Linked DNA regions of Homo sapiens: region 1 is linked to region 2. Evidence: chromatin loops called from intact Hi-C (ENCODE). Cell type or tissue: endothelial cell of umbilical vein. All regions are shown on one strand. Each heading gives the region's core, and the rest is flanking DNA. Links, peaks and the distances in the headings are about the cores only.

Region 1 (10,622 bases), core at 5,220-7,719, 540 kb after region 2:
AGATAATAACTATAAAAACTACTTGCTGATATTATAATTTGGATGGTGTTGAATCTATAAATAATTTGGGGGGACCATTGGCCTCTATATACAATTGAATCATCAAATCCATTAATACAGTATAGCCTGCCATTTACTTAAGTAAGGTATTACAAGTAATACCTTATAGCTTGTTGTGAGGCAATCTTGCTTCACTGGATCTATTTGCAAGTTTAGGATGGTTTATAAGTAATAGCTTACGTTAATTTCTAATGTTCTTGTTAGTATATAGTAATGCAATTGGTATTTGCTAATTATTCTTGTATTCAGCATCCTTGCTAAATATACTTCTAAATTCTAATAATTTGCTTGTAGAGTCACTTTTATTTTCTACATACCCAAACATATTGTCTGCAAATAATGACAGTTGTGTTTCTTCTTTTCTAATTCTTGCAATTTTAATTTCTTTTCCTGGCCATATTGCACCAGTTAAAGCCTCAAAGATGATGTCAAATTGAAGTAATCTTTGTCTCCTCTTTATTTCAAATGAGCAAGCTTTCAACTTTTTATACTTAAGTGTGATGTTTGTTGTAGGTTTATGTAGATACCATTTATCAGATTATGGGCATTCTTTTCTATTACCAGTCTGCTAGGTTATTTTTTATTAATTTAAAAATGATGAACAGATGTTGAATTTTTTCACATGTATTTTCTGCATCTAATAATATAATTATGATGAATTATCTGTCATTCCATTAATGAATTACATTGACTGATTAGCAATGTTCAACCATTATTGCAGTCTTAGAAATAAACTCAGCTTTGTTATGATGTCTATATGATGCCAATATTATAAGATTTTTGCATTTCACATTTATGTTTATGAAGAAGATTGATCTGTGATTTCACCTTCTTGTAATGTACTTGTCAGATTTGATATCAAGTTATGTTTTTGCATAAAAGAAATAGAGAATAATTTGGTATCATTTCTATCTTAAAATTTTAGTAAATTTACTGGTGAAAGCATTTAGGCCTGAATTTCTTTTCCTGTAGAAAAAAATGTTTAATTGTTGATAAATTTTCTCTCATAGATTTAGTACTATTCAGAGGTTCTATGTTTCTTGTGTTAATTTTATAATTGAGGCTTTCTGGACCTTAGTCAATTTCTATCTACCTTTTTCAAACTCATTGGTGTAAAGTTTTGCATACAATCATTTTGTCTTTTAAATGTATGTAGGGTCTGTAGTAGTATTCCATTTTTAATCCCCAAATTGGTAATTTGTACATTCTTTCTCTTCTTGAATTTGTTTGTAGTTATTTTCTATTTTATTGCAGTTATTTTTTATGTTGTTATTTTTTGTTTGCATCTTTAGAAAAGGCGAGAAATTTATATGATCTGGAGAGAAACCAGAGTGTAAGTTTGCATCTTTATTAATTCCTCCCTTCTACTATCGTTGATTTAATTTGATCTTCACTTTATAACTTTCAGTGTTAGATATTAAACCCCTTAATTTCTAAAATTTCTAATTTTATAATATATTCATGTGAATACAGCTTTAGCTGTGTCTCACAAGCTCTACACTGTATTTTTATCACCATTCAGTTGAAAGCATTTCTAGTTTCCTTTGTTATTGTTTTCTCTGACCAGTAGATGATTTAGAAGCTGTGTCTGATGCTTCTGGTGCCAACATTTCATCTCCCAGTCTGCTCTGGTTTCAGCTGCAGCTGCAGTGAGCTCCTTTCTTGTTGACAGCCTCTCACCTCAAGTGTGACCCGTGTAACTCTCTACTTCTGCTCCAGGACAACTCAGATTCTCTGGGAGGCTGCTTGACTTGTGCACAAATCCAGTTGTCCAATACAGGGAAGTCAATCTCTATCTACCATTTTCAAACTCCTTGGAGGAGTTTGCCTTTTTCAAATTTCCTTGGAGGGAAATTGACCTCTAAGGCCACTCAATCCATGGTCAAGTGGAGCTGGTATATAAATGTCTCAGCCTTCTTTCCTTCACTGGTAAGTTCTGGGGTGCTTTATGCCTGTCACAGGTTCCTAAGCAATCAAGTCATCATTGGACAAACCAGATACTTTACATCATTGGGTTTCCCAGATTCCTTGTCTGGATTTTCCCATTCTCTCATTGCTGCTTCCAGAGAGCACCTTCCAAATAGACTCTCTATACTATGCTCTTATCTCCAGATCTGCTTTTGGGGGAATTCAAAATATAACTATTGTATTACTTAATTTCCAATTATAAAGAAACTCAGGTTTTTTTTGAAATTAGTGATTTCTACCTTAATTTTACTGTGGTCAGAGAAAATTTCCTCTAAAATCAGTACTTTTGAATCATGCTTATATATTATCTGTTCCAAAATACATAACATTAGTATTTAAAAAGGATATATAATGTAGCTGATGTGGCAGGTGGTGGTATTTTTAGTGGACAGAGGAAAGAGATTGTAAATAGAAATGGTCAAGGGCAACTTCTTTCTTGGGTTGTCATTTGGGTACTGAAGTTTGTCCTGCCATCTTTGCAGCTGAGTGATAAAATGGGGCCTGGAGGTGCCTCTCATCTTCAAGATGCCCTCACCTTTTGGAAGCTAAGTGGGAATGGTGGAGCTCCACATAGAGTAGGCAAGGAGCAGGCTGCATGCACGAATGTTTTAATGCGGGCCTTAATCTAAGAGTTTCTCAAAGTCACCCGTGGTGCAGCTTCATTCACAGCCAAGAGAATAGATAGGGATTTGTGGCCAATATTTCATGTGGCAAGAGTGAGGATTTGTCTGTAATGCTCTGTGTTTGTTTCCGTAAAAGAACATAGTACGGCTCCTGGTGGCTTTGGTAAGAAGCTGATTGTGGACAGAACTGAATGCGTAATTTATTCAGAACAAAATGAAAATATGAACACTTTTACAAAATACATGAATAAAAGTGCCGTTAAAGGTGCTAACATATCATGTTTTTACATTTTCCATAGTTTTTCTCTTGACTTATCATGATGTTTTCAAATGTGCTATTTAATGTCATAATAAGTAAAGACAAATTACCATTATTAATTATTAGCATGCATTTTACCATTCATCTTTACATAAAATTGGCAGTTGCATTTTGTAGCTCATACATGCATATGTATTTCATTCTTACCAGAATGGTGGAAATGCTGCACAAAATAAAGTCAATTGCTTTTATTTCACTTCATGATATGCACACTTTCTACCAACTCTCTACCTTTGGCTGACTAATGAGTGAGAAGCACTCAAGGAAAAGAAACGTGGGTTGCTCTTTCCTTCCTTTCCTCCTAAGTCATTATTTTCAAAGTATGTGGTTGCCTAATACAGGGAGGTACCTCAGGTAAGAAGGGACAGGATAGGGTGCTTTGGTTGTTTGGTTTTTTGGTTTTTTGGTTTTTTTGAGACGGAGTTTCACTCTTGTTGCCCAGGCTGGAGTGCAATGGCGTGATCTCAGCTCACCGCAACCTCTGCCTCCCGTGTTCAAGCAGTTCTCATGCCTCAGCCTCCCGAGTAGTTGGGATTACAGGCATGCACCACCATGTCCAGCTAATTTTTGTATTTTTAGCAGAGACAGGGTTTCTCCATGTTGGTCAGGCTGGTCTCGAACTCCCGACCTCAGGTGATCCGCCCGCCTCGGCCTCCCAAAGTGCTGGGATTATAGGCATGAGCCACGGAGGCTGGCCGGTTGTTTGGCTTTTTAAAGGCCATTGGCTTCTTTCTGAATTTCAAGCGAGCTCTTGTTTAAACAGATCATGTGCAGCTTCTTGGGGCTGTCTTCACTCCTCTTATTCAGTGGTGAAGGGAGTGAAGATTGGAGAATACTAAGGAAGGAAGACATTTTTGGGGTAGAGAGGTAAAAGTTTTTTTTTTTTCTTTCACTGTTTTTCCTTGGTGGTGGCAGTAAGTGTACCTCACACACTCTGTGTGTCCCTCAGGGGCCTTTTATTTTTTTAAATCTCAAGGAAGTTATGAGCTGTGCCTGGGTCTGGGCAGAGGGCTGAGGCCTGGGCTGCAGGACTCTGGAGCTGCCTACACTCACTGTGGCCCCCACCTTGGCACAGCCCCTGCCCCTGCAAGCCAGGGCTGGGGGACACTGAGCTCTGCACATCCCACCCTGACAGAGGAGTGGAGTCGGGCCAGAGACTGCTCTTCTTCCTGATCTTTCAGATAGTCCTTTCAGCCTGGAAGGGAACTGTTTCCTTCCGCCCTGCTTCTTGAGCAAGGGACCCACGTTGGCTGCCTTGGTTTCCTCAGCTGCCGCTCTCCTATCCTGCTGAATCTGCTCCTGCGTTAATCTCTCTGCCAGGTTCCTCTCTCTGTGCATGCCACCAGCTGCCCAGTGCAGAGTTCTCAGCCCTGCCTCCTGGGCCCTGGCTTTGTCATGGATCACCACTTCCTCTCTGCTTAATGGAACCCTTCCCTGGTTCTTAGGACTCTCGGCTCCTGGTTTTCATCCTTCTTCTCTGAACACTTCTGTGTTTTTCTCCCCGGTCAGGTACTTATAACTCAAATTTATAACCTTGGCTTTCATTTCTAAGCCAAGTGTAAAACCTGCAGGTATAAAGAAAAAAAAACGCACTTTTTTTTGTCAGATATGTTAACATCATATCTGGCACTAATTAGCAAATAACTTTCCAGAAATATGTAACCTGTCAGCAGCATAGCTTCTAATTCCAAAGTTAGTTCTGTCAGTATACATGTAGATCTTGATATAGATCTTTATATAGATACAGACATGCACATAAAATTTCCCTTAGTTCTAGCCATTGGAAAGATCATATCTTAGGGTTCCATCATTATAGATACATCTACAATTCTCCAGGTGACTCGTTTTCACAAAGGAGCAGGTGCCTGTGCACAGGGGTATGACAAGTTGGTAAAGTGAGAAGGCATTCCAGGCAAAGTGCACAGCGCAGGCAAGCACCTGAAGCTGGAGAGAGCCTGCTGTGATGGGGACCGTGGGTAAAGGGAGGTGGATCTGCAAACGGAGACAAGGTTGAGGTCATCCCGTGCCCCTGATAGTACTCTAAGGAATTTAGATGTTAGTTTCAGTGACAAGAACCATTTGAGGATTTTTAAACAAGGGAACGACTTGAAAGGATTCGTGTTAGAATATAGATTTGATCTTTTTAAGGGCACAGAGAACTCTCAAAAGAAAACTCATTCGGGCAGCAGGATATTTAAAGGAGATGTGAAGAAGGCCAGGCACCCCAGCAAAAAGTGACAGGTCAGGACAGAGGCAGCAGGGCGTTGTTGTTTAGGCCTGGGCAGACTGGGGCAGCCAGTAGGGAGCAGTTGCTGGATAGTGGGGGCTGGGGGTTGCGGACGGAACAAGTAGAGGTAATCTAGTATCATATTAAAGAAGATGTATTGAGACTTGTTATTTAAACAGAGCTTGTTTAATCTGTATAAATACCAGTGGTGACATTTTGCTTAAAATGTTAATGTTTTTAGATTTTGCATGTTTCTATACAGCCGCTGCGCACATGACCTTTTTTGTTCCCTTCCCCTCTCCTGCCCACCTTGAGTCTCCTTTCCCCTTCCCTCCCCTCTTCTCCCCTTTTCTGCACTATCCTCTCTGCTCTTACATTTGGTTTTGTTTTTAAATGTTTTACCTTTTAAAGAAAGCGTTGGGTTTCTGATTGCAACTTCTCCTAAATCCACTAGGTGGAAGTAAAGTATGCAATTTTCTTTTTCCCATACCATTGCAACGTGTTTCAAATGTAAACGGGCTCACATTAAATATATGAGTTTTTACAAAAGTGGAAAATATTTATTATATATCCTTTTGGAAATATCAAAAGTCAGATAAACAAACTAAAATTAAACTGTAATGCCTATACCACATTCATAGCTAACCACTCTTTCTCTGCAATTTATTTTAAATTCATATATTTTGTAGTTAATTGGCATCATACTTAAAAAATCGTTTAGTTCCCTAATTTATTTTACCTACCACTGTATCCTAGACATTTTTCTACATTATTCTCAAGACTTTAAAATTGTAATATAAAATTATAATTGATGTATATTGTATATGCCTCTATATCTCCATAGATATAGTGAAGGTTTTATAAATAAGACATTTATAGTCATACATGTACCTGTTTGCCCGCATCTCTGGCCTTTTGAAAGATAGATTCACAGAATTTTATTTGAGAATCAAAAGGAATGGACATTTTTAGGACTCTTGATCTGTTGCATTGTTTACAAAATGGATGAAGCATGTACCTGCTTGTCACAGCTATATCTGAGAGGTCCCTGCCTCTCATTCCCACCCCCCTCTCCCCGCCACCCTCGCCAAATCTAGATCAGTGTCTTTTTCTCGTTAAGGAGTCTTAGTCTTCTGACTTTACTTCCAAAGAGGTAATGGTAAAACAGCTTGGCCAGATTCCTGGATGGACGCTGATGGACTCAACCAAACTAATTTTTCTTCTTTGTGAATTTGCCCAGTGTCATTAATCAGAACAATTTTTGAAAGTAAGAAGAAAGGTATTGGCCAGCAGATGGCGCCCTAGAATAAAACAGAGGTAGATGAAGAAATGTTGATTTTTCTTGCCATGATTTCTCTCTAAGCAATGGTTGAATTTGACATACGTATGCTGTAAGGAAGTTGTTAAGAATAAAAACAGCCAATGCTCAGAGTTAAGAAAATGCAATGGTTTAGCAGGAATCCATCCACGGGAGTACAGAAAGTTGAAAATGTTCAAAATTTAACACTTGGCTGTGCTACATTTATGTTTGCCGGCTTAGGTAGGAGTTTGAATGCTTTCCTAGTGAGGACCCGAGAGCAATGATGAGTCGAGGTCTTCATTCCTAGTCAGGCCTCCTCAAGCTCATATTTTCTGTCTTTTGTGAGGCATTGTTCCTCCTACCATGACCCAAGGGCTTTACACATATACTAAGTAGAAAATCTAATATCTGTGCTTACAATATGTCTTCTCTGTAGTACAGGTATTAAAATTACAATTTCCCTTCTTAAAGATATGGTAGGATCCAATAAAGGAGCACTATGGAGCTTTAAAAATGATGAATATCTCTAAACTTTCACTAGTAACCATGATAAAATAAGTTTTATCAGATCATCATTGTCTAGAGATAGATATATAGAGATAGATGGATAGAATCTATGTATCAACATCTGTGTAATATATGAACGACACATATTCATTTTAGGTTTTCTGGTTGTTCCTGGTGGCAATGGTGATCTGATAAACCTATTTTATCACAGTTACAAGTGGAAGTCTAGAGATATTTATCATTCTTTAAAGCTTCATAGTGCTCTCTTTTGTGGCTGTTTTACAAAATCCCTGTTGGTAAGCACCCTTGCCTTCAAAATGTGATTATTAGAAACTAGCAAATGAAAATTTCCCAGTGCTTTTTTTTATGGTTTTATAATTTTTTGAGGTATAATTGATATGCAAGAAACTACATATATTTAAAGTGTACAATTTAAAAAGCCTTGACAGAAGTACACACCTATAAATCAATCGCCGTAATCAAGATTGCTGACATAACTACACCCCAAAAACTTTCCTTGTACCTCTTTGTACCCCTTGTACCTCCCTCCTTTCTCCTACTTCCATGGCCAAGGAACTACTGATCTGTTTTCTTTCATTATGAATTAATTTTGCTTTTCTAGAATTTTACATATATACTTTTATGTCTGTCTTCTTTCACTTTTGAGATTCATTTATGGTTGCATGTATTAATATTTCATTCCTTTGTGTCATTGTGTGATAGAGCACATTTTGTTTATCCTTTCACTTTTTGATGAACATTTAGATAGCTTCTAATGTTTTTAGTATTTACAAAAAGCTGTTGTAAGTATTTGTGTGAAAGTCTTTGTACAAACCCATTTTTTTTTTTTTGCCCTTGAGGGAAATGCTTTGGAGAGGGATCATATATTAAGTGCACATTCAATTTTTTTAAAAATAAATTTTATTGTGCATATTTAAGATATACATTACATTTTGGGGCACATATAGCCAGTAAAAAGGGTACTGTACTGAAGCAAAGTAACATGTCCATCATCTCACATAGTTACCCATTTTTTTGTGTGTGCATGGCAAGAACAACTAAAATCTACTCATTTAGCATGAATTCCATATATCGCACGATTTTATTACCTATAATTCTCATGTTCTCCCTTAGATCCCTAGACTTGTTCATCCTACATATCTGTTACTTTGTATCCTCTGACCTACATCTCCCCATTACCACTCCCCCGACCCCCATGTCTCCCTGCCCCCCACCCATTGCCCCTGGTAACCACTATTTTGTTCTCTGTCTCTGTATACTTGCATTTTTTTATATAGAAAGAAAAACATTACATCTCACTTACATGTAGAATCTTTTTAACAATGTGAAACATTTAACCTTTTCATAAATCAACAGAAAGTTTCTGATGGCAGTTATACTATTTCACATTTCTACCAGCAGGAGAGTTCCAGCTCCTTTACCTCTTCCAATATGTGGTGTGGTCCGTGCTTTTACTTTGAGCCATTGTATTAGGTGCATACTACCCTCTCATTGTGGTTTTAATTTGATTTTTCCTATGACTAATGATATTTCATTTGCTTGGTTGCAAAACATGCATCTTTTTTGGTGAAGTATCTGTTTAAATCTTCTGCCCATTAAAAAAATTAGGTTATTTATTTTTTAGTATCGAGTTTGAGAGTTTTTTTATATTTACTGAGTAAACTTCTTTACTGTATATATGTTTTGAAAATGTATTCTCTTAGTCTATGGCCTGTCATTTCATTCTCTTGACAGTATCTGTAAGAGTATCCTTTGAAGAACAGACAGTTTTAATTGTGGTGAAAACTAATTTATCAAGTTGTTCTTTTATGGATGTTATTTTTGGTGTCGTATTTAAGAAATCTTTGTCTAAGCCAAAGTCACAGGTTTTCTCCTATTTTTTTTTCTAAAATGTTCTATAGTTTTAGGTTTACAGTTTTGGTCTATTAACAATTTTGGTCTATTAACAATTTTGAGTTCTTTTTTTATGGAGCAAATTATAGGCCAATTTTTCTTTCCTGTGTATGAATATAAAATTATTCCAACATGATTTTCTGAAAAGAGTATTCATGTTTTTGCTGAAACCACACTGTCTTGGTTACTGCAGTTTTATAATAATTCTTTGAATTCTATATTGTGATTCCTCTGTCTTTATTCTTTTCTCAGGTTGTTTTGGATGGTCTAGGTTCTTTGTATTTCCAGACAATTGATTTTTGTATCTTGTATCCTGAATCTTGTTAAATCACTTATTACTTTTGTAGAATTGTATATTTCATTACCTTTTCTAACATAGATAATCATGCTTCTGTGAATGATGATAGTTTTATGTTTTTCTTTCCAATATAAATGCATTTTATTTATTTTTCTTATCTTACTACACTGGCTGAAACCTCAAGTATACCTCAAGTATAATGTTAAATAGAAGTTGTGAATGTGGACATGCCTGTCTTGCCATGATTTTGAAACTCAACCTAATAGCCCCATAGATAGTTTTTGTTTGTTTGTTTTATCATAGAAATTGACTCCCTGATCTTAAAGCTTGAAACTTTTGTTTTATCTGAGTCCCTTCCTTGGGAAATGGTCTTCTGGCCTCTCAAAAAAGGTGTCAAAGAACTGAAACTCCTATTGTTTTCTTCATATCTTGTTTTTGAAGTTTGTTTGCTTCTGTGGAATTTTAGTTTTTATCATATATATATAAGATTTTAAGGGATTTTTTAAACAATATTTTTGTCTCTTTCTGCACTTTATTCTGTCATTCGTGGGATCTGATTACATGTATACTAGGCTAGTTGACACTCCTATAGCTGATAGATGCTTTATACATTTTTTATTTTTTTCTTTCATTTTGTGTTTTATTTTGTATGATTCCTTCCTTCCTTCCTTCCTTCCTTCCTTCCTTCCTTCCTTTCTTTCTTTCTTTCTTCTTTCTTTTTTTGGAAATGGAGTTTCCCTGTTGTCACTCAGGCTGGAGTGCAGTGGCAGTGGCACGATCTCTGCTCACTGCAACCTCCACGTCCCAGGTTCTAGTGATTCTCCCACGTCAGCCTCTCACGTGCCACTGTGCCCATCTAAGTTTGTATTTTTAGTAGAGACGGGATTTCACCACGTTGACCAGGCTGGTCTTGAACTCCTGACCTCAGGTCAGCCACCCACCTTGGCCTCCCAAAGGGTTGGGATTACAGGCATGAGTCACCATGCCTGGACTGATTTCTGTTTTCATTTCTTCAAGTTCACCTGTCAATCTTCTGCAACATCTAATCCACATTAGCCTAATTCAGTACAATTTCATTACACAATGCTGCTTTCATCTGTAGAAGTTTGATTGGGTGGTTCTTGTGTCTTTCATGTTTGTAACATTTTGAATGTATACAATCCATTTATAATAAGTGTTTCAATGTCCTTGTCTACTAATTCTAATACCTGCATCAGTTTTGATTGGTTGATTTTTCTCTTCATTATCTGTCATGCTTATCTGCTTCTTTCTATTCTTATTTTTATTTTTATAGATAATTTTAAAAGACTTTAATTTTTTGAGAAGTTTTAAGTTTATAGAAAAATCAGTAGAATGTCTAGAAAGTTCCTAATCCCCCCCACACACTCAGTTTTCTCTATTATTTA
Region 2 (10,622 bases), core at 4,256-6,755:
GGGGCGTCAGGCAGAGAAGCTTCACTGCTCAGGCAGCAGTGGCGTTGGGTCATGAAAGAATAGAATTGCACCCAGGGTGAAGTGGGGCAGGGTTCAGGTGTCATAGCTAGTGTCCTGTTACCCCACTGCAGTGGGCCTCCGACTAGAGCCTGCAGAGTTTGCTGTAATACAGATCGCTGGGTCCCAGGGTTCAGGTGGTCGAGTGGGGCTAAGAATGTGCATTTCTAGGGAGCTCCCAGGTGAGGGGACCATATTTTGAGAACAACTGCTCTATGTGAACCGAACCCCGATGCAGTGCTAGGGCTGGGAGCTACTTGAGAGCTGTGTCCCCAACTGTGTTCCATAGCATCCTCCTTTTATGGTCCCCAACAAAGAGTTTTGTGGTCAAATGTTTGATATCTGTGGCATGCCCAAACCTCGCTCTTGGAGATTCAAGGCATACTTGGATATAATGGAAGCCTTGGTAAGTCCTTCGGTAATGAATTAGACATCTTTCAATCCAGCATTTTCCAGATCTATTTAAAAATGAAACACTCTTTGGCTTCATCCCTTCTGCCCTGGAGTGGGGCTCTACCAGGCATCAGTCTGAGAAGCTGCTCCAGGACTGCATCTGTCCCCCGCCCCCTTGTGGTTTTTGGAGTCTGCAGGCAAGACCAGCCTTCCTCACTCTTGCATTCCCTATGAGACCCGACGAGGTCACATTCCAGGCTTTGTGAGCTTGTGTTTACATGAGCTGTGGGCTGTCCCTCACCCAATGCCTTAGGCATCTTCCAGACTCTTCCCTACTCCCTTCTGTGGCTTTGTCTCTGGGGCTCTGCAGCACTCCTGTCAGGGGTACACATGAAGAGGGAGAATGTCTAATGTCCGGCAAGGTTGGGAGATGCCCCAGCAGACTATGGGCTTCCTGAGGTCAGAACCCAGTCCACTGCTCGATCCTCAGCCCCAGCTCACTGTCTTGCACACAGTAGGCGCTCAACTAATGCTTGTGGCAGAGGTTGAACTGCATTGACTCGGCCTGTCCTTCTTTCCCACAAATACATGAGAGCTGGCCCTTAGTGAAAACCAGCGAGGACTGCTCAGGGGCACACAATGCTCCTGGGATGTGTGCAGAGTTTAGCTGGGGCAGACGCGCTCAGAAATTGAGTCTTCCAGGAGCCCAGTACTCTTACATCTTGGAAGCAGGGGAGAGCTGTAATCTTGGAAGCTGTGAGCTTGGGAGGGGCCGAGGCCACGCAGGGGCCGCAATTCAGTGAACATTGAACTTTTTCGGAGGCTGGCTCTCAGCAGGCTCCTGGACTCATGGATCTCTGCAGACTCCCTGGGCTTCTGGGTTATGAGGGGCGGGTCTCAGATGAGACTGCGCTCTGGAGGGCAAATGTGTCTCTGTACTGCCGAGCCAGCGGGGCGTGGAGCAGAGTAATAGCCAGCTCCTGAACCTGGACATATTGTGCTGTGAGGGCTGGCGTGGCCGAGGTCTCCCTCCAGGCTGACATGCTCTGCATTGCTACAGCGGCACACAAACATCACCAGCAGGGGGAGTAGCTCACCGGACTGGTCTTTTGCCCTGGAGGGGATGGAGGTTGGCAGGTGGAGCATCAATGTTTCCCTCTAGGGTGGCTTTGGAGGGAGGAGAGGCTTCTGCTTGAGGCCTTGGGTCTTGCCTGCTGTCCAGAGCCTGTGTCCAGAGTGACTGACCACTTCTTCCCTGCCAGAGTTTGTGGGTGAAATGATGAGGTCCAGGCGTGTTGTTGGTAAAGTGCTCAGTGCAAAGTGCTGGGTGAAAAATTCAGTTTACATTTCAAGAAATCCCTAGGTGATGTGACCTCTTTCTGCAGAATTTTGAGAAGAGGCTTCATTTGGGATAGTCTACGTAGACTAATAGTTAGGGAATTGGCACCTTTGGCCATGTCTGTGTAAGAGTGGCCTGCTAAGCGGTGTCCTAACAATGCTGGGACCACTTTTACCAGCTCTGGTACCCTTTCTGTCACCAGTTGCTGGAATGAGCAGTACCCATCAGGGAGAGCAGTAGGTCTCTCTGCATTGCTCCATATTAGTTATAAAGGGAGATGTCCATATACATTTTCTGACATAAACGGAGTGAGGAATTCTTGTCACATTGCATATTCACGACATATGTTGGAGAAAATATTCTACCTCCTTCCCTGCTAGAATTCATTCCGTTTACCCACTCTCTTATTTAGAGACTGCCTGGCACCAGCTGAGAGCCTGACACAGTGCTGGTGTGGCCAGGTCCACCCCCGCCATGGCCCAGCAGGTCCCTCTCCTTGCCGCATCCACCTCTTTCCATCTTTCCTCCTTCCCTTTCCTGGGTCTGGCCTGTCATTTGCCAGTGGTCCCCAGACCCTTGAAGCAGGGATCTTTGTCTCTTTGTACAGAGGGGATTCATTCCCAGCTGGAATGAGGCAGACACTGTCCTTGCTCATCCAGCCCCCTTCTCATGGGCACAGTGTAAGAGGCTGATCCAAGGCTCTGTAAGCAACTCAAAGACCTGGCAGGACATCCTTGTGATGAAGGTTGTTACCACCACTGTACAGGAGAGGAAAGAGGCAGGAAGCACCTGGGTGATCCAAGACTCTCCCCTTAGGGCATATTGGCCCTAGGTGGCCTGGTGGTGGCCTCCTGGTAGGCGCTGAAGGGTGGGGCAGGGAGTTGCTCAAAGCCAGGGGCCAGCAGGAGCAGAGGCGAGCTGGAAAATAGCAGAGATGGATGGAGCTGGGCAAAGGAGAGGATGGGGGAGCTGCATGGGTCCATGACACCTGCTCTGACAGGGTTGCCATCCTCTTCCTCATTGAACTTAGTGCCTGTTGCATCCTAGAGCAAGGCAGGGGCCGGGACGCACATACCTCCATGAGGAGGGTGAGTCTCTCCAGGTTACTTAAATCAATTATCCTGGGGAAGTGCAAGAGCGGTGGGATCCAGCCTGAGAAGACAAGGGGAAGGCTGGGTGGAGCCGTCTGGTTCAACCACCCTGAGCTGGGTCATCTGTCATGGAAACCGAGAGTGAATAGAGCAGCCCACTGTCCTCTCGGCCATGAACTATTTCTTACAGTAGACTCTTCAGTAAAATGGAAATGCACCATCCAGGTTCTCTTCTGGGCTGTTTTTTAAAAAATTAATATTACGGTTTAATGTGGATTCAGGGGAACTAGTAAACATTTCCCATCTATTCAAAATATCAGGGAAGGATGTGAATATATATGCTCAACAGCTCCTGATAAGCGAAAGAGCCTGGGTTTGCTGCTGAGTTTTCTCCAGTGCTAACTGAGCACATACACTAGTGACCACAGACACCCTGCTCTGATGACCTCCGACATCCTCCTGCAAAACACACTCACTGATTCCAAAGGGCAGAATAGCGACTTTAGGCTGGAGAAACCTGGCAGACACCATCTTGGTCAAATGATCATCATCCCATGGCAATCAATAACCAGAGGACACCCCATGACAATCAAGAACCAGAAGACAAATCAAAGCACATGATCCTGATATGACACACCAAGAAGGACACAGCATCACCACTGTGATGGTCCAGTTAATGGTTTATCACCTGAATTGAATCAGGAGGAAACAGCAGATAAGCTAGCCAAACCCCAGCAGTGTGCGGGGTGGAGGTGGAGAGGAGTCTGTAACATAACAGGCCTGAAATATTAAAAAGATATCAATGCCATGAAATGTTACTGTCACAAAGCAAAACTCAGGAATGGTTTTGGATTCAGGGAGATGACAGAGATGTGACTACTGAATGGACCTGTGATCCTGGACTTTCTTTTGCTACAGAGGACATCACTGAAACAACTGACAAAAATCTCAGTATGGTTTGTAGATTAGGTAATTATATCAATATTAATTTCCTGAATTTCATCATTTTACTACAGTTGATAGATTTAGGATAATATTCTTGTTTTTAGGCAATACACATTGAAGCATTTAATGGAAAAGAGGCAACATGTCTGTATCTTACCCTCAACTGGTTCGGAAAATAATATATATACTTGAAGGAGAGAGACAAAGCTGAAACAAATATAGTAAAATGGGGGAATCTGGGTGAAAGGTACATGGGAATACTTTGTTTTACTATTTCTATAATTTTCCTATGTTTGAAACTTTATCAAAATTAAAAAATTTAAAAATACCTCCAAAATACAGAGGCTTAAGACAGAAGATTGTGTCTTGTCTACTGAACACAACAGTGTGGAGTGTACAGGCTAGCAAGGAGGCTCGGCTCCACACAGCCATGCAGGACCCCAGACCCCTTCCCTTGTGACTGCATAATTGAGTCACAACAGCAAGGAGGAGAAGGAAGCTAGTTGGCCAGCTACAAACTTCTGTTTGAGCAAGGAATGTAGAGGAACTGGGGCCCAAGACCACCCCATGCAGCAAGGGAGACTGGGAATGCAGTCTCTGGCTGGGAGTCCCTGTGCAAAGTCAAAACGCCATTACTGTGGATCATCAGAGAGCAGACCCGAGGGCTCGTGAGCAGTCTGCCCCCTCACCGGTTCTCAGATTCAGAGGTAATCTGAAGAGTGGCCATGACCGTGATAAGCCTCAAGGTTCTGCAACTAGTCTATATTTCTCACATCTGCCCTTGCCTGACAGCGGCTTCCTGTGGGGGCCTCACACCATCCTGCCCCTTAGATTCTGAAACAGCGCCTCCCATCCACCCTATACCTTGCACCTTTTGGCGAATGAATGACCACACACTTATGTGCATGCATGCATGCATTACCCTGGGCTCTTGTTAAAAGGCAGATTCTGATTCTGTGAGGCTAATTAGCTCCCAGGGGAAGCTGAGGCTGCTGGCCCTGGATGCACTGGGCAGCAGAGGTCTATGGGCATCTTCAGGGTGCACCTGCGTGCTTTGGAGATGAAGGAGCTGTGACTCCTGTTCCTTTTGAGAGGGCAACGCTGGGAGGTGTTGGGTGCATGGGAAATGCACCAGCAAGTGGGACTCACCTTCCCTGGGGTGGATGTCATGCCGCATATGGGATTTCACCCGTGGCAGGCTGTTCATGTCGGGTGTTGCTGAAGAGATTGGTAAATTAGGCAGAGTTTTGGAGGAAGTTACCTTGCAGGTCCCTCCCAAGTTTAAATTTGCCTGTGGGTTTGTGAGTAAGAAAAAATAACCTATATACTTCACATTGTGTGGCTGATGAGGGGAATTCAGAACTGAAGACCATGGGTGATTCAGAGAATTCCTGATTTTGTAAGAAAAGCAGGGTATACACCCTGACTGATCCTCCCAAGTACAGCTGAGTTGCACAGTAGGCTGTGCCCCAGGGTAGCTGTTTAGCTGTAAGCCAATGTTCTGCCTGTGGTGTGGCCCAATGAACCTGAGGCTGGAGGCCTGGCACATGCTGGCTAGAATCCCAGCTCCACCATTGGCTGTGTGACCTTGGGCATGTCGTTAAACTCCCTGAAACTGAGTACTCCTATCTGTGAAGTGGGCATGGGTATTACAGCTGACACAGGAACGCTCCCTGATGGTGGGGTCTCTTTTCCTTGTTGATGGTGGTTCACACTGCTCTGTGACTACCAAACCCTACTGCACCATCCTCTGAGCCGGCCTGACTTCTCGGGGGCTGCCCAGCTGTGGCACAGTGGGGTCTGAGCCCACTGTTACCAGGGTCTGCTGCATCTGGATATTAACCTTAATGTGTGATGAGAGCCCATGGGCTCACCAGAAACACGCTTACAGGGCAGCACTTGCAGGCCTGGAAGGGTTTAGGCCAGCTGAGGTGTTAGAAGCTACTTTTTAGGGCTGGAAGCGATATTCTCTTTGACCGCAAGATGTCACCCTGCAACCATGACATTGGGACAGGCACTGTTGGATTCAGGGTTCCTGAGGAGAACCAAAAATGGTTTTGAAACCTCATTTTCACCTGGATGCTCTCCTTGTCCTTGGTGGTCAAATGGTTTGTTCTAAAGGCTCGAGAAATGGTTTCACAGTGAAATTCATCTGTTCCCTCTTGCTTCAGAGAGGAGCTCAGAACACCCAGCTTTGCCACCTCCTGGCTGTGTGACCTTGAGCAAGTTGTTCAACCTCTCTGTGCCCAAGATTCCTCATGCCTAAAATGGTGATAATAGCACCTACATAACGAGTTTGTTATGAGAATTAAACAATGTTTTCAAAGTGCTTGGAACAGTGCTTGGTGCACAGCAAGTCCTGGAAAAGTCTAGTAAATAAAATAACAACAATACTACTAATAGTGTACTCAAGGAGTGCCACACCCTTCTCAAACAGACAAAATTCAAACACTGAAAAATTAAATAATACCCTACAGTCTCAAGCACAGGTTGAGTATATTACATGTTTTGAAATTTTAGAATTCCCTGCTGTGTTATGTAGGCAATGGAAACAATTTTCATAATCTATTACTGTAATTCATTTCTGGAAAACAGACATTTTCAACAAGAAGGGAGTGGAAGATAATTTCTTCCATTGCTGCTTGCCTCAGTGTGCGCAGAGGATCCCCAAGGGTCCTGTGAACCGCATTTGTAAGGAAAGGTGCCGTCCAGGGTGTTTGGTTCTGACTTGCCGGCTGGCCTTCTTTCCTGCCTCCAGCATGTTGCCTGGGATTCCATCCCAGTCATGCCAGAGTTAACCTCCGAGTACAGTTATGACGATTTTCACTCAGTCACAGGCGCAGACCGGCGTCAGATGGCAAGAGGAGGAGTGCAGGAATCAAAGGTCACAGTCTCAGGAGCAAAGCCCCACAGACGTCTGGCTTCTGGATCTGTGACCATATGGTCAAAGATTGCTCTGCACAATAACCTCCAGAGCAGTCAGGTTGAGGATGTCTGGTACTGAAGTTACTCCATTTGAGAAGTTTTATATATTTTTGTTAAATAAAATTGAATTGTAAATGTTTAATTGCAGTAAAGCATAGTGAAGAAAATTAAAAATCACTTATAATCTCATCACTCCAAGATACAATCACCATTCCTACTTTGTGACTTTATACAGTGATAGTCGTGTACGCTGAAAGTTTTTGCAAAATTAGAATTGCACAATTTCGTATTTTGCTTTTTTTCACATTATATCATGCCGGGAACTACTCTTCAGAACTCCTTTTTATGGTTGCATAATGTTTCATTTCTGGTTACACCATGATTTAACACTAGCCCCCTATAATGTTTTCTAATTTTTCACTATTTTAAGAAACATTGCAATAAATATTTGATTATCATATACATTTTTGAATGGCGTTTTTGGAGAGCTTAATTAACGGGTATTTAATGGGCTAACCAGCATGAATTCTTTCTACTTTACACTTTAAATCATCTGCTAACTCTTCACTCAAGGTCAAAGTTAGCAAGCAGCTAAGTCCAGCTTTGAGTCCTGCTCCACAAAGTTTAAACTCCAATGTCATAGTGCCTTTTGGAGGTTGTTAGTACATTTTAGCTTTTGGAACATAAAAGAAGGAAGGCTTTACTGTGGAAGTTCTGTGGTTCTATTATTCTATTATATGCTACATGTAAACATTTCCAGAAATCTGTTAGAAAAGAAAGTTTACTGCCAACCCAAATGCCTGCAGGGACCAGGCAAATGCCAGACAGGGCTTACACGTGCCAGTGGACCTAATGTGACATTTGGAACATACTTACAGTGACAGAGAGGATGTGTGCCACCAACTCTCCCCTACACAAATGAACAAGTCAGATCTGAATTTGTAAGTCTTTCGGGACACTGTCCACCAAACTAAACCCATCTGTGGGCCAAATGGCAACCAGGAGCAATCTTATAAGACCCCAATAAGGTTCATGAGGGGTAAAGGGCACAATTTTTATTTCCTAGGTTGGGAAACTAAGGTTCAGAAGACTTGGGCATGTAGTCAAGCTGGGAAGACTGCACATCTGTGGCTTCTCAGGGGTTTTCAGCTACAGTGCAGGCTGGTGTCTGTCACTACCTAGGACTGTGACAGGTGCCATGAATCATTTCTTACTGTCGATAGAGAAGGGAACAAATGCATAAATAATGTATCCTTCCCCCTCAATTACTTTGAAGGATTTCCCTGGGCTAATGTTAACCTCTTTCATGCTACATAAGTGCTCACCCAAGAATAACTGCTCCTTCCAGAAAGTCTTTGCATAAGGATGACTGACCAGAAATGTCCAGCTTTTGCTAGATGTGTGTGTGGGAGGTGTCCTCCTTTCTCAGCTTCCTGCTTCTTGTCTCAGTTGTCCTCTGAAGCCTCCCCATGTGCAGATTCATGCTTCACCCTGGGTAAGGAGGAGGGCATGGTGGTGGTGAGAGCCAATGCAATGGTGTCCTTCACATGCTGGAAGGCATCTGAGATGCACCTGTTGGGTTTTAAGTAATAGCTTTTATGTGTCCTGCATGAAAACCTGGCTTCCTTTTGAGTTAATGTACTATTGTCACTGAGTTGCTGCTGCCCCCTATCATTCAAGAGCTTTTTTGGACCGAAGAAAACCCAACAGAGGACCCCCGAGGAGACTTGTTCTGGCCCGAGAAGGGGCTGGACGAGGGAGAATAGTGAGGGCAACATGAAACCTTTTGGAAACGGGCCAGCCCAGAGTGCTCCAAGAGCCCTGTGCTGACATAGGACACTGTCCTGCACAAGCTGAGACACAAATGATGCTCAACCTTTTTGGCTTCATCTTTAGGAACTTGGCCCCTTTATTTTGTGCTTCAAACTTCAGTTTCTTGATTGTAAGCGCAAATGTCTGCAGGTGACAGGAGGGTGATGTAAATGAACAAAGCAGCCAGGTGTCCTCAGCTGGGGTCTGGTGGGGATTGAGGTGAATGGGAGAGCAGTGCCCAATGCGGGATCCCAGTGCCCCCGACCCCTGCTGAAGGTTACCAAGGTGGGGAGGGGACTCTAGGCACATCATGGCCAAATCTACCCATTTTCCAAGAGAAGCTAGAAATCCAGATGTTTATATGAATGCAGCTAACTTTGAAAAGTGGCAGTGAATTTGACTTTGCCTAAGACGCCTCATAGGCCAAAGAAATCCCACGTGCAGTCTGCAAGGGGCTGGTGCGTAGCCAGCTTTGCATCCCACAGCCTCTGGCTGACTGGTCGTGGATTCTGGCACATTGTTTGGGTAGGATAAGGGCATACACCTGCTATTTAATAACAATGTTGTGCACTCTCCACACATAAGTAACTTGTGAAAATACAACAAAGAATATCTCATAAAGCTTACTGCTTACTTAAAGCTCATTTCCTTCTGTACCCAAATGAAAGACATCTGCCCATCAATGACCTAGTCAAGCCATGGAAGAATGAGAAGCACATTTTAGAGAATGTGTTAATAAAAACAGTTCAACTATAAACATTTCCAAAAAGGTTTTAGAATAGAGCATCTCTGAGGATATCCCTTTAAGTAAGTCACCATCACCTGCATTATTGAGATTTAGGGGAAGGTTTAGGGGTGCAGTCACAGGAAGCTCAGGACAACATCTCAGCCACCTGTGACCTGAAGCACAGAGCAGGCCAAGTCCCTTGCTGCATGCAATTTGGGAGAGCTGTGGCCACAAAGCCGTGTAGTGGGATATTCTGGATCCTCAAACTTCTAGTGGGCATTGCCCACTCCTCAACACAGGGGCATCCCAGGCCCAGAAGCTTCAGCATGTGTCTGAACTGAAGGGTGGTGGTGGGTCTGCTGGAAGGCCACCTTTGCCTGCAGACAAAATTGTTCTTCCCAATTGAGATGGGGGCTTTGGGGCCATTGGGACTGACATAACAAAGCAAAGTGAGGCTGTATCATATGTCAAAAAGGCAGTTTCCTGAAATTGAATACTTTAAAAATGTGAGCAGAGTAGAACAGCCCCAGGGGTCGTCAATCATCTCTTCTGGTCCAGGCTAGCTCAGGAGGGACTGGAAATGCACCCACCCCCAACTCGAAGCCGGGAGTGTTCATTAGTGGCCTTCCTCTCGGAGGAGGGGCTGAGGCTTCAGGCCTAGCCTTTGTTTTCTCTGGCCTGGCATGTAGGCAGATTTTTAGCGTCATAAATTGGAGAGGTGGGTGCTAGCATGTTAAGTAAATCTTATTTCCAGCATGTCCTGGGGACCTGGGACTAATACATTTTAAGAAATGTTTAATAGTAGGCCGGGTGCGGTTGCTCATGCCTGTAATCCCAGCACTTTGGGAGGCCGAGGTGGGTGGATCACGAGGTCAGGAGTTTGAGACCAGCCTGGCCAACATGGTGAAACTCTGTTTCTACTAAAAATACAAAAATTAGCCCGGCGTGGTGGCGCACCTGTAGTCCCAGCTACTCGGGAGGCTGAAGCAGAAGGATCGCTTGAACCCGGGAGGCGGAGGTTGCAGTGAGCCGAGATTGTGCCACCGCACTCCAGCCTGGGCAACCGAGCGAGACTCCGTCTCAAAAAAGAAAAGAAAAGAAAAGAAAAGTTTAATAGTTTTAAAAGAGTAATACCTATATTCCAATCACTTAAAATTAACATATTTTATCCAATCAAGGCATATCATCATTTTATACATCAAGAAAGAAAAGAAACTAGCGAACAAACGGGGCATAATGCCGCCTGGCTCCGCTTCCCCCTCCCCTCTCCCCCCGTCCTTAGGAGACACCTCTGGAGTTCAGAAATGCTAGGAGAGCAAGCTCTTCATTCTTA

The links. Hi-C counts contacts between places; a loop is a spot of excess contacts. Peaks named below come from ENCODE experiments on the same cell type or tissue, not always from the same donor. Only the 100,000 strongest peaks of a DNase experiment are listed, where the experiment ranks them.
Region 1: a loop joins it to region 2, with 22 times the contacts of the local background. A loop is called at or near these places in 7 of 110 quality-filtered maps.

What each region holds. Positions count from the first base shown.
Region 1 is chr9:90,136,284-90,146,905 of GRCh38, forward strand. No RefSeq gene overlaps it. Among named protein-coding and RNA genes, the nearest start is that of MIR4290HG, 100 kb to the left of the region's middle. In endothelial cell of umbilical vein, for the core only: CTCF peaks have their summits at 5,632 (motif pointing right) and 6,495 (motif pointing right); no DNase peak of the experiment used is centred there.
Region 2 is chr9:89,592,494-89,603,115 of GRCh38, forward strand. It overlaps LOC105376139 (a long non-coding RNA gene), which reads right to left. Exons shown (of 2, transcript XR_930105.3): 1 at 10,247-10,622; 2 at 6,303-8,241. Among named protein-coding and RNA genes, the nearest start is that of GADD45G, 7.2 kb to the right of the region's middle. In endothelial cell of umbilical vein, for the core only: a CTCF peak has its summit at 5,795 (motif pointing right); a DNase peak (open chromatin) is centred at 5,808.